Regions from separate parts of the Homo sapiens genome. Here region 1 is linked to region 2. The links are chromatin contacts, found by Hi-C or POLR2A ChIA-PET in ENCODE. All regions are on one chromosome and are shown on one strand. The core of a region is the stretch at or near the end of the contact, and the rest is flanking DNA. Distances in the headings are between cores, read along the strand shown. Region 1 overlaps IMMP2L (inner mitochondrial membrane peptidase subunit 2). Region 2 overlaps IMMP2L (inner mitochondrial membrane peptidase subunit 2).

Region 1 (5,820 bases), core at 2,616-5,115, 510 kb after region 2:
TATATTCCTAAAAGAGTAAACCTGCTTGACATGTTTCATTCATTCATACCCAGCTTTAATGTGAGCCCTTGAGTGAAACTAATTTCTCTTCAATGACGTCTTTTGCCTAGAATCAAAACACCTTTACTAACTCATTTTATATATCTCTACAAAAGATTTAATATACTTTTCCAATGGACTATTTTACAAAGATCCCATTTATCATGTACTACCTCCATTAATATAAAAGAATAACCTTGACATATTTATCAAATCAGTACCTTCAAGATGCAAAAGATGCATTTTCCTCAATATTAGATTTCATTAGCTCAGTCTCTCTGAAAACACTTCTAACCACAGGTTTAGCAACACAAACATCAGTCTTATAATAAATTTAAAAACGGAATGACCTCCACATCTATTCTTTTTATTGTTTCCAAAATATATATAAATAAATAAATAAATCCAAAGATTTCAGATTATAAAATATCTGAATCCACAAATAATTTATAAAATGCTCCCATGTACATAGGAAAAAAAATAGTTACTACGTAGAAGAGAAAGGAAACGGCTCAACAGTAAATAATCAATTCCTCTTTGACCAGTTTGATAGCTTCAAAGTTATTTTAAGTGGTCTACACTTATGTTTAAGTCATATACAACTCCCAGATAATAATTCCAGGGTAGTGTTCCCCAAGCTTGCCTTGACTGACATGCTTAAAAATGAAGATCCCCACTCCGACTCAGACCTCCAAAATCAAACACTTCAGGTGATTCCCTTAATAGAGCAAGTCTGGAAAATACTGATATTTGGGTGTTTAAAGGTCAGCTGTTTACTCACTCCTCAAGTTTATTACCTTCTGAAAATGAAAACAGGGGAAAAGTTAGCAAAGAAATATCACCCTGAATGTCTCCTCACATTTAGTTTACCTCCTTACTAGATTAAGAAAAAGTATCTGCAGAACAAACATTGCACAGAAAATGAACACCACTACCAGATCCTACTTTGTAACCTCTACGTGGTTCCATCAGAAAATGACTTCCAGTGGATTTTCTCTTTGCCCCACTAAGGCAGTTCAATCATCCATCCACTCATCTACCCAGTCACTTACTACCTGGCTCATTCATTCTTTCAACCAGTATTTACTAACGGTCTTCCACAAGCACTGTGTTAGGTACCAGGGAATCATAAAACAGTGAACAAGGCCAGTCCCAGTCCCTGATCTTATCAAGTTTTTACAGTCAACTATGGAGTGATAAGGGTCAATCTGAAAATCACATAAACATACATAAGAGTTGTAATAAGTGCTATAAGAGAGATACACAGAGGTCAGGAAAGGTCTTTGAGGAAGAGGCTGAACTGAAAAATGAGGAGAACTTCTCTAGATAAAGAACTGTGGGTAGGCAAGGGTATTCCAGAGAGCAGCCATGTCACATGCCAAAGTCCCTGGGTCAGGAGTGGCCATGTTGTGATGGACAACTGAAGGGAGGCTGGTGCAGATAAAGCACACAGGAAGTGGAAGAGCACAGTGGGACATGAATGGGAGGAGGCAATGTAAATCCCAGAGCAGTTAAGACCTCACAGGCCCCGTAAGGATTTGCAGCAAATGAGAAGTAACTGAAATGTTCTAAAATTGAGGTGAATGATCCTATCTGCATTTTGAAATAATCATCTATCTGAAAGCCTGGATAGGACAAAAATGGATATAGGGAAACCACATTATTCTAGTGGTCCAGGGCAAGAGATGATAGTTGGAGTAGCATGATAGTGGAGATGGATTAAAATGGGCAGATTTATGTATATATTTTGGAAGTTAAACTGACAGGATCTGGAAATAGATGGACAATGGTGGGAGAAGGAAGGAGATAAGAAAGTGTCAAGGGGCCGTGGTAGCCTGTCAAAGCACTGCTATTCTGTTGTTCTCTTGAATTACATGTCAAAATATTTAATACTAAAATTATGCTCATAATTCCATTCCTCAAACTTTTTTTTTGGCAAACAAGCAGATGTGCTCCCTGCCCTCAAGGAGTTACAATATACCAAGGAAGACTGCCCTTCAACAATTATTTCCAATGGATGAGCATTAAAAGGGACGATGGCCCTGAAGCATGACAGCATGAAGCAAGGCTGTCTATTCATCAGAAAATGATCAAGGAAGGCCTGCCCCACTCCACCCCCACCCCCAAAAAATGGCATTTGAGGCAAGACCTCGGCATTTCAGGTAAAAGCAGTAACATATATGAAGGCCTAGGGGCAAAATAAAATGTAGCTGTTTAAGAAACTAAAATAAGTTCAGTTTGGATAGAGTATATACAGAATTTATTACGTGAATTTTTAATTCAGTAAGCATTTATTTGCTATCAAGCAGCAATGCTAAGTACAGAGGATATAAAGATGGCTAAGCATACAGTATAGTACCATTCAAAAACTCTCACTAAACAATACCTTACATTTCAACATACATTTATATGTGCACATAAAAGTATTTAAAATTGAATATTTATATTGTTTTAATTGTTTAATAACCACTCATATGTTACTTGTGTAATTATTAAAGTATACCAAAAGAGGGAAGAAAGCAGCATCAAAATGCTAGCAGTGGTTAATTCTATATGCTAGGAATGGAGACGATTACTATTTTCTTCTTTGAATTTTTGCTGGTTTCTAAAACAGAAAGATGGTATCTGCCCTAGGAAGTCACTATGATATACAGATAATACGGGGTAACACTAGTGTTAATTTCTATCCCATCACAATGAACAAACCACACTCTCACCCCAATCTCTGCTGCTCTAAGTAGTACAAATAACACTGAGCAAGATTCTTTCCTGTTTATGCAGCAATCAATATATTTAACTGACTATAATGTTGTTTATGTAGCCAGTGCAGGCTATCTATATTTCTGGAAACTTCTGGAAAGTTCTGTCAAATATTCGCTACTTTTATTTTAAGAGGCACAGAATGGAAACATGTCTTCTCTTTGCTGTTCATCATGCCCTGCATGCATGGACCTTCACAAAACAGCTGAGGATACCTGCAGGACAGAAACGGAATGCTTCCAAATATGATGCCACAGCTATCTTAGTTATAAGGTAGTATGCATGATTAAAATGTAAATTAAGGGGGAAACATTAATAAAAGTTGCATTAAATTCACATTTCCTGAATTGTGAGCCTCCTCTTCTTTTCCAGTAATGCTCTCCTACATTACTTCTACTCCATGTAGTCACTGGTCCCCAAAAAGGAGCATGGTAATGAGACTCAGGAGACCTGAGGTAGATATCTGTCTCTGTCTATAACCAGTTCCATGACTTTGAACAAGTCACTTCTGGCCTGTTTCCTCATGTGTGACAAGAAGGGGCTTATTTGGGAGGCCAAGCAAGAGGGTCACTTCAGGTCAGGAGTTCGAGGCCAGCCTGAGCAACACAGCAAGACTTCCATCTCTAAAAATTTAAAAATTAGCAAGGCATGGTAGCATACACCTGTAGTCCTATCTACTTGGGAGGCTGAGGTGGAAGGACTGCTTGAGCTAAGGAGTTTGAGACTGCAGTGAGCTATGACTGTGCCACCACACTACAGCCTAGGTGACCAAACAAGACCCTGTCTCCAAAAAGGGGGGGGGGGTAGATTTAATATCTAAGGTTCTTTCTAAGCCAGAATTCTTTATTTCTATAACTTTTTATTGTCTTTTAACTGTTTCTTAAGAACTTTGGCAGATACTAAAACAAACACTGAGATCACTATTGACTAAGAAAAAGTGAGTTGCCTTTATGGTTTGAGACTTTTTTAAGTATTGAAAATAAAAGAGAATTAACTTTTTTTAAACAACTGGTTAAAAGACCCAACAGTGAGGGAGCTGAAACCAGTGCCAATGATGTAAAAGAACATTTTAAATATAGATAAAGACCTGAACACCGTTGCTCTTTCACTTCTCATTTCCACAACCTGACTGCTGACCAGAGCATTGCTACCATCGCCTGCACAACAAAGTCAGGGCAAGTGTTTTTCTGAGAGATTATAAAGGAGCATGTGGGAGATGTCTCAATCTGATATGTGCTGATCCTGCTCCAAGCCAAGGAAGCAAGAGCAATAAAAGCTACCCTGGAAACAAGGTACAAGTGGTTGCTATTTTCAGAGGCTCAAAAGAAAACGCTCAATTCAGTCCTGTTTTATCTGAATTGTGAGGGGCACCTATATTTCATAATAATAAAACACTGTTAAAAGCTTCTATCATGTAAATACTAAAGAAGCCATTCATACATGAAGAAATGAACACAACATTTCTATGTTGTCATATCCAATAATTTTCTTAAAGTTTTATGGCATTCACATATTGGCAAAGTTAATGCACCTCCTTGTCTATGTAAATTGCCAAAGAATCATTCAGATGATCCGGTCTTTTGTTCACACCTTAAATGTTTAAAACCACCACAGTAATAAGTACCTAGCCCCGACTTCCTCTGGGAAAATTTCATCTAAGCAATAACAATCAGGTACTAAAATCACCCCCAGCAAAAAGGGAATAATTTTTATCAGTTACCTCATTCTTCTTGTAACTATGGAAGTCACTGAGGTTCAAAACACTGCTCCTGAGAAAATTATTGCTTAAAATTGTAAGTACACCCAGTTCATTGTTGAAGTGCTTAAACTGAGAATATTTTTTAAATAAGCTTTCAGAATCAAGTGAAACCATATTTGCCACCTGGCATACAGCACTTACAAGTGAGAGTTTCTTGGTGATGCTGACCTCAACCACATAACAACCCACACTGTAAATTTCTCTCCTTCCCGTAACAACTTGTGGCTTGATCATGCATTAATTCATCTAAAATTGTTCTTAAGCCTGCTTATATTTTAGCTTGTACAAAGTCACCAATCACTCATCCATGGCAACCAGGTGGATAAATCCACCACAAGTCATCCTAATTATAAAAACTATTTAAAAGTTGTGTGGGAGGTTTGAAGGTAAGAGGAAAATAATAAGTTATAAAGCAGTATCTTATGTAAAATGTAACCTTTCAATCATCATAAGCCTACACAAAATCAAGATTTTATTTATAAAGAGGAAACCATCAAACTATGAATATCAGAGAACACAAGAGTAGGGATCCAAGCAAATCTGACACACAATTCCTGAATCAGTCAGTATATGTGTACCTACCATGCACCATGGAATTGTGCTAAGAGATAAATATGTGTTATAGAACAAGGTCAGCATGGTCCTTTCTCCACGTAGAGTTTGCATTTTCATTCTTTCAACATTAAGTGCCTACTTTGTGCTAGACACTATGTTAAGACACCAGATTGACCAAGCCATACTTCCTCCCCAGAGGGACCTGTGACAAGGTCACAAGAAACAAGTATATGACCATAAATAATCCAGCTATCATCCTCCACGGATCTTTCTAGCAGCCCCTGGTACCAATAACCTGGCTCGGCAAACAGAGCCTAAGCATGTGAAAAATCAGGAGACATTTGGATACATGTGGTCTAATACAAGGATAAAAAAGAAAAACTGATGAATTACAACAATTTTGGTTCCACTGGAAGCAGATCCTGGCAAGTAATCTATAGAAAGCAATTTAAAAAATTTTTTCAGGACTATCTTGCTCCTTTCACATTATAAGTAAACAATATTTTATAAACAGACACTTAGTACTCTTTAGAACATGAATACCAGTATCAAATTCTTTATCTTTAGTCTTGTCTGACCTAGTAGTTCTCACTTGAAAATTCTCAGGAAAGACCAAAATGGCACATACACAAAAAAAGAAATAAGAAAGAAAGAGGAAAACCAGCCAAAAATAATAAAGGAGGAGAAATGTAATTATGTAAGGCATA
Region 2 (5,584 bases), core at 991-3,490:
ACTAAATTTTAGACAGACTGCCATTTGCTGAGAGCAGTATTCATTACTATCTGATTCAGTAACGCTTATAACTAAGTGGTCAGACTATATACCTAGAGAAATATTGCTCATGTCATTCTAAAGCCACATGCACCCAAACTGGACAGGTAGCTGTGTTATTATTAAAGAAAAAAGTACCCAAAAATGCATGCACAACAGATAGTTTCCTTCAGGAATGCAGTGCATTTGAAAAACAATTTTCTGAAGAAAAGAGTCCCCTTACTATGTCATTACTCTGAAATGAAGTCTAAGGGGGAGGGAGGCAATAAATGGAGAGCCTGTGGCCTTCTTTTCTGGACCAGGATCATTTCTTATAGCTGAGTAATCATACCCTTAGCCAATATGATGTGAGAGTTTGCAGCTTTGCTACTGGGCAAGGAACGAATTCTGAAACCATGCTGCACTGAAGACGGCAACAACTGACAAGAGTGTCAGTGAGTGTTTTCTCTATATGAGTGAATAAACAAATGAAAACAAATAAATTACTCATTTACTTGTGTGATTTTGATAGGCTATGAATCAATTCTCACCAGGAAGAAAATGTGCCTTGGGTGGGGAAGGGTATGCCCTAAGCTAGAAATTGCTATGGCTCTGGTAGGAGAGCGAGCACAAAATTCTTATGACATTGCCATTTCCTGCCATCCTGTATTTCTCTCTGGGACTTCACAGCTGGGCAGCATATTACTGGAGCCCACTTTTCCAGAACCATTTCTACTCATGTGTGGAAGGCAAGAGAAGGTAAGTATGTCCATTTTCATCCCCCTGTCTATATTGAGTAACAGATATTTATGGAGTTCGAGTGGGAAAAAAGGTACAGGGAGAGAGAATTCTATTAGTTGAGGAGCTGAAATGTAATGCAGATCAAAGGTACAGGGATAAAATAAATTTCTATGGCTATTTCAGGTAAAATTTGATATGGCTAATTTTCATATGCACCATTTCTGATGAGATGTCCAAGCACGAGTTTTCAGAGTAACAATGCAATTATTTCCATTATCATTTTGAATTTATATTGTTATTCTTCCTTTAAGGAGTTTGAGTACCTCATACAATGTTGCAATTACTTTCAGAAATGACTCACTATAGTGCGAACAGTATTTCATAATAATGCAGCCAATAAAATAAAAACAAATATAAATTTCACCTAGGCAAATAAACATGAATGCATTCAGTTCCTCTACATTATACTTTTTCAATTTACAATGAAATAATTCACATATAGTAATATTTATATATGATATTAACATAGGGGCAAATGAAACATAGTTGATAAAGACACAATCCTGACTTTTAAAAAAATTTAAACCAACCTTAACAGAAATTATGTTTTAGAAGGCCAATAAATATAGATTTAGAGCGACTATTTATACATTACATATGTGGTAGCTATTCTGGAGTTTTAGGTAAGTTAGGGTGGACACATGTTTATAGGATCACAGAACAGAAATTTCAGAGATGAATGGGTCCAATCACTTTAGCTTACAGATTTATTAGTAAAGGCTTTAGCCCCTAACTTGCCGATGAGGAAATGAAAGCTGAGAGGGTTCACTGTATCTTATTTTTTCAGAACTTGTTCAAGCTTGTTGGGAGTTAGAAAATAACGAACATCCTAAATTATTGTAAGAAAATTTGCAATTAGGAAGAGGAAGGGCTTCCATATAGCTTATGTGCACTGCAGCTTTCATTCATTCAGCACAATTGTACTGCATACCTGACGTATTATACATTGCACTAGGTACAAGAACTATAGCAGTGAGCTAGATTGGTATGATTCCTAAATTCATGAACCCCACAATCCACTGAGAGAAACAAACAAGGAGAGAGGGCCTTAGAAGACCCCTAGATAAAGATTATATAAGGGAAAAGTACCTAAGGACAGATGAGGCTGTTGTGGTAAACATGTGTGAGACTGCAAAAGACCTTATAAGCCACGATAATAACTTCAGTATTAGTACTAAGAGCAATTGAGAACCACTTAAGAGTTTTATGTAAGAGGTAGACATGAGCAAATCATATTTTATAAATATGTTTCTGACTGAAGGAGGCAAGTCAAGGCAGGCAGGCTGGCCAATGAAAAGGCTTCTACAACACTTTAAGGCAGAACATGAAGTCTTGCACAAGGAAAGTAGCAATAAGGACAGAAAGAAACAGGCTTACTTTTCGAGGTAAGACTGAAAGAATTGGGTGACTGCCTGGATGGGAGGTGTGAGGGAGATGAAAACGGAAGGAGGGTGTGCAAGTTTCTGTTTTAGTAAGTGGGTGAACAGGAAGCCATTCAACATAAAAAGGAACACAGAAGGAGGAGAAGAGGAGGATTTGAGTGCAAGCAGGTTATGTTCACAGGCATCACTCCAAACTAACTCCTCCCACATACAAACTCCCATATATGCCCCTTGCCTACAAGTGGAAAAAATCATTCATTTTACAGTGAAGTAGAATGATTCCCTGTAACTTAGGCAATATTATAGAGTAAAATCTTAATTATGTATATCTTTTATTCGTTTAGTTTATCTGTGGTATATCTTGATTAAACATTAAGTAGACTGCTTATTTTTTTTTTCTTTTTTAAAAAACAAGTCTGGTTTACCACCTCATATAGCTTTCATCTTACCAAGAAAATTCTTTGAAAGACAAACATGTAAAAAGTTCCCTCATATCAAGGAGGTCTTGACCTAGGGGTCAAGTCAGGAAAACTGGACATATTTCCAGCTTCTCAAGTCATATATTCACAGCAAAACTTCATTATTTTGCTGGCAATTACTTTTCAGAAAAGTAGGCATATCCATAATCAAATATAAGTACAAACAGGCCAGGTGTGGTGCCTCACGCCTATAATCCCAACACTTTGGGAGGCCGAGGGAGGCAGATCACTTGAGGCCGGGAGTTTGAGACCAGTCTGGACAACATGGCAAAACCCCAAAAATACAAAAATTAGCCAGGCATTGTGGCGCATGCCTGTAATCACAGCTACTCAGAAGGCTGAGGCACGAAAATTGCTTGAACCTGGGAGGCAGAGGTTGCAGTGAGCCGAGATTGCATCATTGCACTCCAGCTTTGGCAGGAGAGTGAGACTCTGTGTCAAAAGAAAAAAAAATTGTGTGTGTATATATATATACACACACACATACACACACACTTATGTATGTACAAATTACATTTTAAATGCAAATATAAATGACTCCTGGATTAATCTTTGAATCACTGAACTCTGTTTTTATCATAAGTTGACTATTTAAAAGGCTTTTGGAATGATTTCTTGGATATGAAATGAAAAGCACAGACAACAAAAGCAAAAACAGACAAATGGAACTACATCAAACTTTAAAACTTTTGTGCATCAAAGGACACAGTCAACAGAGTGAAAGGTAATCTATGGAATGGGAAAAAAAATCATATATTTGATGAGGGGCTAATATAAAGAATATTCAAAAACCTCTTATATGCAACAACAACAAAAAACCAAATAAGCCATCTAAAAATTGGCAAAGGACTTGAATAGATATTTCTGCAAATATGACATACAAATGGCCAACAAGCTTGTGAAAATGCAAATCAAAACCACAGTGAGATATCATCCCACACCCACCCATTAGGATCACACCTATCAAACAAAAGAAAACACAAAAATAATAAGTGTTGTCAAAGATGTGGAGAATTGGAGCCCTGGTGCCCTGTTGGTGGCACTGTAAAATGGTGCATCCTCTATGGAATACAGTAAGGAGGTTCCTCAAAAAATTAAGATTAAAATTACCATATGATTCAGCAATGCCATCTCTGGGTATATACACAAAGGAATGAAAACCAAAGTCTTAAAGAGATATTTTCACACCCATGTTCACAGCAGCAATAGTCACAATAGCCAAGAGACAGAAGCAACCCAAATGTCCATTACCAGAAGAATGGACAAACAAATGTGATATGTACGTACAATGAAATCTTATTCAGCTTTAAAAAGGAAGGATAGCCTATCATGTAATAAAACATAGATGAACTTTGAAAACGTTATGCTGAGTGAAATAAGTCAGTCACAAGAAGACAAATACTGTATGATTCCATTTAAATGAGGTATCTAAACTAGTTAATATCATAGATACAGCAAGTAGAATGGTGGTTACCAGTGGCAAGAGACAGGAGGAAAGAGGGAGCTTTTTTAAAATGGGCATAGAGTTTTAGATTTGCAAAATGAAAAAGTTCTGCAGACCTGTTTTAAAACAACGTGAATATACTTAACACTACTAAAAAGTATACTTGCAAATGGTTAAGAGGGTAAATTTTGCTGTGTTTTTCACCACAATAGAAAAAAGGGCCACTTATTGTTTGAGTCTATCTACATGAAATGTCCAAGACAGGCAAATCAGTAGAGACAGAAAGTAGATTGGCAGTTGCTTAGAGCTGAGGAAACTGGCGGTAAATGGAGAGTGAATGCTAATAGGTAGAGGGTTTCTTTAGGGGGTAATGAAAATATTCTTGTATTAAATATTGCGGACAGTCCCAGAACTCTGTGAATATATTAAGACCACTGAATTGAATGATTTAAAAAAAAAACTTTTCGATGCTAGTGATTGACACACTTGTGTTGCCTTTTATATAGCCTCTCTCAAACACCAAAGACTCTTAAGCAATTCCCCACTTCAAACACTCTTAAGAAATATTATAAAGTAGTTCCTTCAGATATCTCAACAACTATTTTCTTAGATCCAATGCATTCAACTCCCTAGGAATCCTCAGACAACAAACTAAAATGTAGCACTAATAATGTTATGCTAAGAACAATGGCATAATGCCAGAAAATTTCAAGGATAAAAATATGAAATTCTCTTGCCTGAGATTTAGTGTGCATTGCAAAAAACAACTATATGTATCAGCCAGCTTGAGTAAGATGTTTTGACATCTTATCTCAACATCTAAAATTAAAACTACGTCTTCACTTTGCACTAAAAGCCTTGTGTTTCATCTAGGTTAAACTCAGATAAGAATATAGAATGAAGATTAGCTACATGGATGTTACTTGAATATTGTCTTCCTTCCCTGTCAAACTTGAAAAAAAGTCCAGTAATTATATATATAATAATTTATATATAAATTAATATATTTATATTTTTATATGATATATATTTTTATATATTTATATTTTATATAATATATATTTTACATTATATTTCAGATAATTATATATAATAAATATATATATTTATGTAGTTTATACTATATATTTTATAATATATATTTTATGTATTTTATATTATATATGTATATATTATATATTATAATATATAGTATATATAATATATAATACATACATATACATATATGTATATATGTACTATATATTATATATAATATATACATATATATAATGCATATATATTATGTGCATATATACATATATTAAACATATATAATATATAAATTATATTTCTATATTATATATAATTTTATATATATTTATATATAAAATATATATATTATATATATTATATAAATATAGTTTATATATGCATATATAATATATACTATATAATATATAATATATACTATATATTAT

Evidence for each region. A loop is a pair of places that touch in the nucleus more often than their neighbours do. ChIA-PET counts read pairs that join two places held with the same protein, here RNA polymerase II (POLR2A). Pooled maps may share reads with other maps.
Region 1: a loop to region 2 is called in a pooled map, with 5 times the contacts of the local background. The contact joins two enhancer-like sites. A Hi-C loop is called at or near these places in 1 of 37 single-sample maps with no recorded cell type and 4 of 50 pooled maps. POLR2A ChIA-PET finds 5 or more read pairs at or near these places in 1 of 52 experiments (T-cell).

The regions. Positions count from the first base shown.
Region 1 is chr7:111,523,831-111,529,650 of GRCh38, forward strand. The region is part of intron 1 of IMMP2L (inner mitochondrial membrane peptidase subunit 2); the gene reads right to left. Among named protein-coding and RNA genes, the nearest start is that of IMMP2L, 36 kb to the right of the region's middle. RefSeq lists enhancers at 3,381-3,450, 3,771-3,820. Within about 2 kb of position 3,866, at least 2 of the 41 ENCODE cell types and tissues checked have a DNase peak (open chromatin) inside an H3K27ac peak, as active enhancers do.
Region 2 is chr7:111,011,236-111,016,819 of GRCh38, forward strand. The region is part of intron 3 of IMMP2L (inner mitochondrial membrane peptidase subunit 2); the gene reads right to left. Among named protein-coding and RNA genes, the nearest start is that of LRRN3, 77 kb to the right of the region's middle. Within about 2 kb of position 2,241, at least 6 of the 41 ENCODE cell types and tissues checked have a DNase peak (open chromatin) inside an H3K27ac peak, as active enhancers do.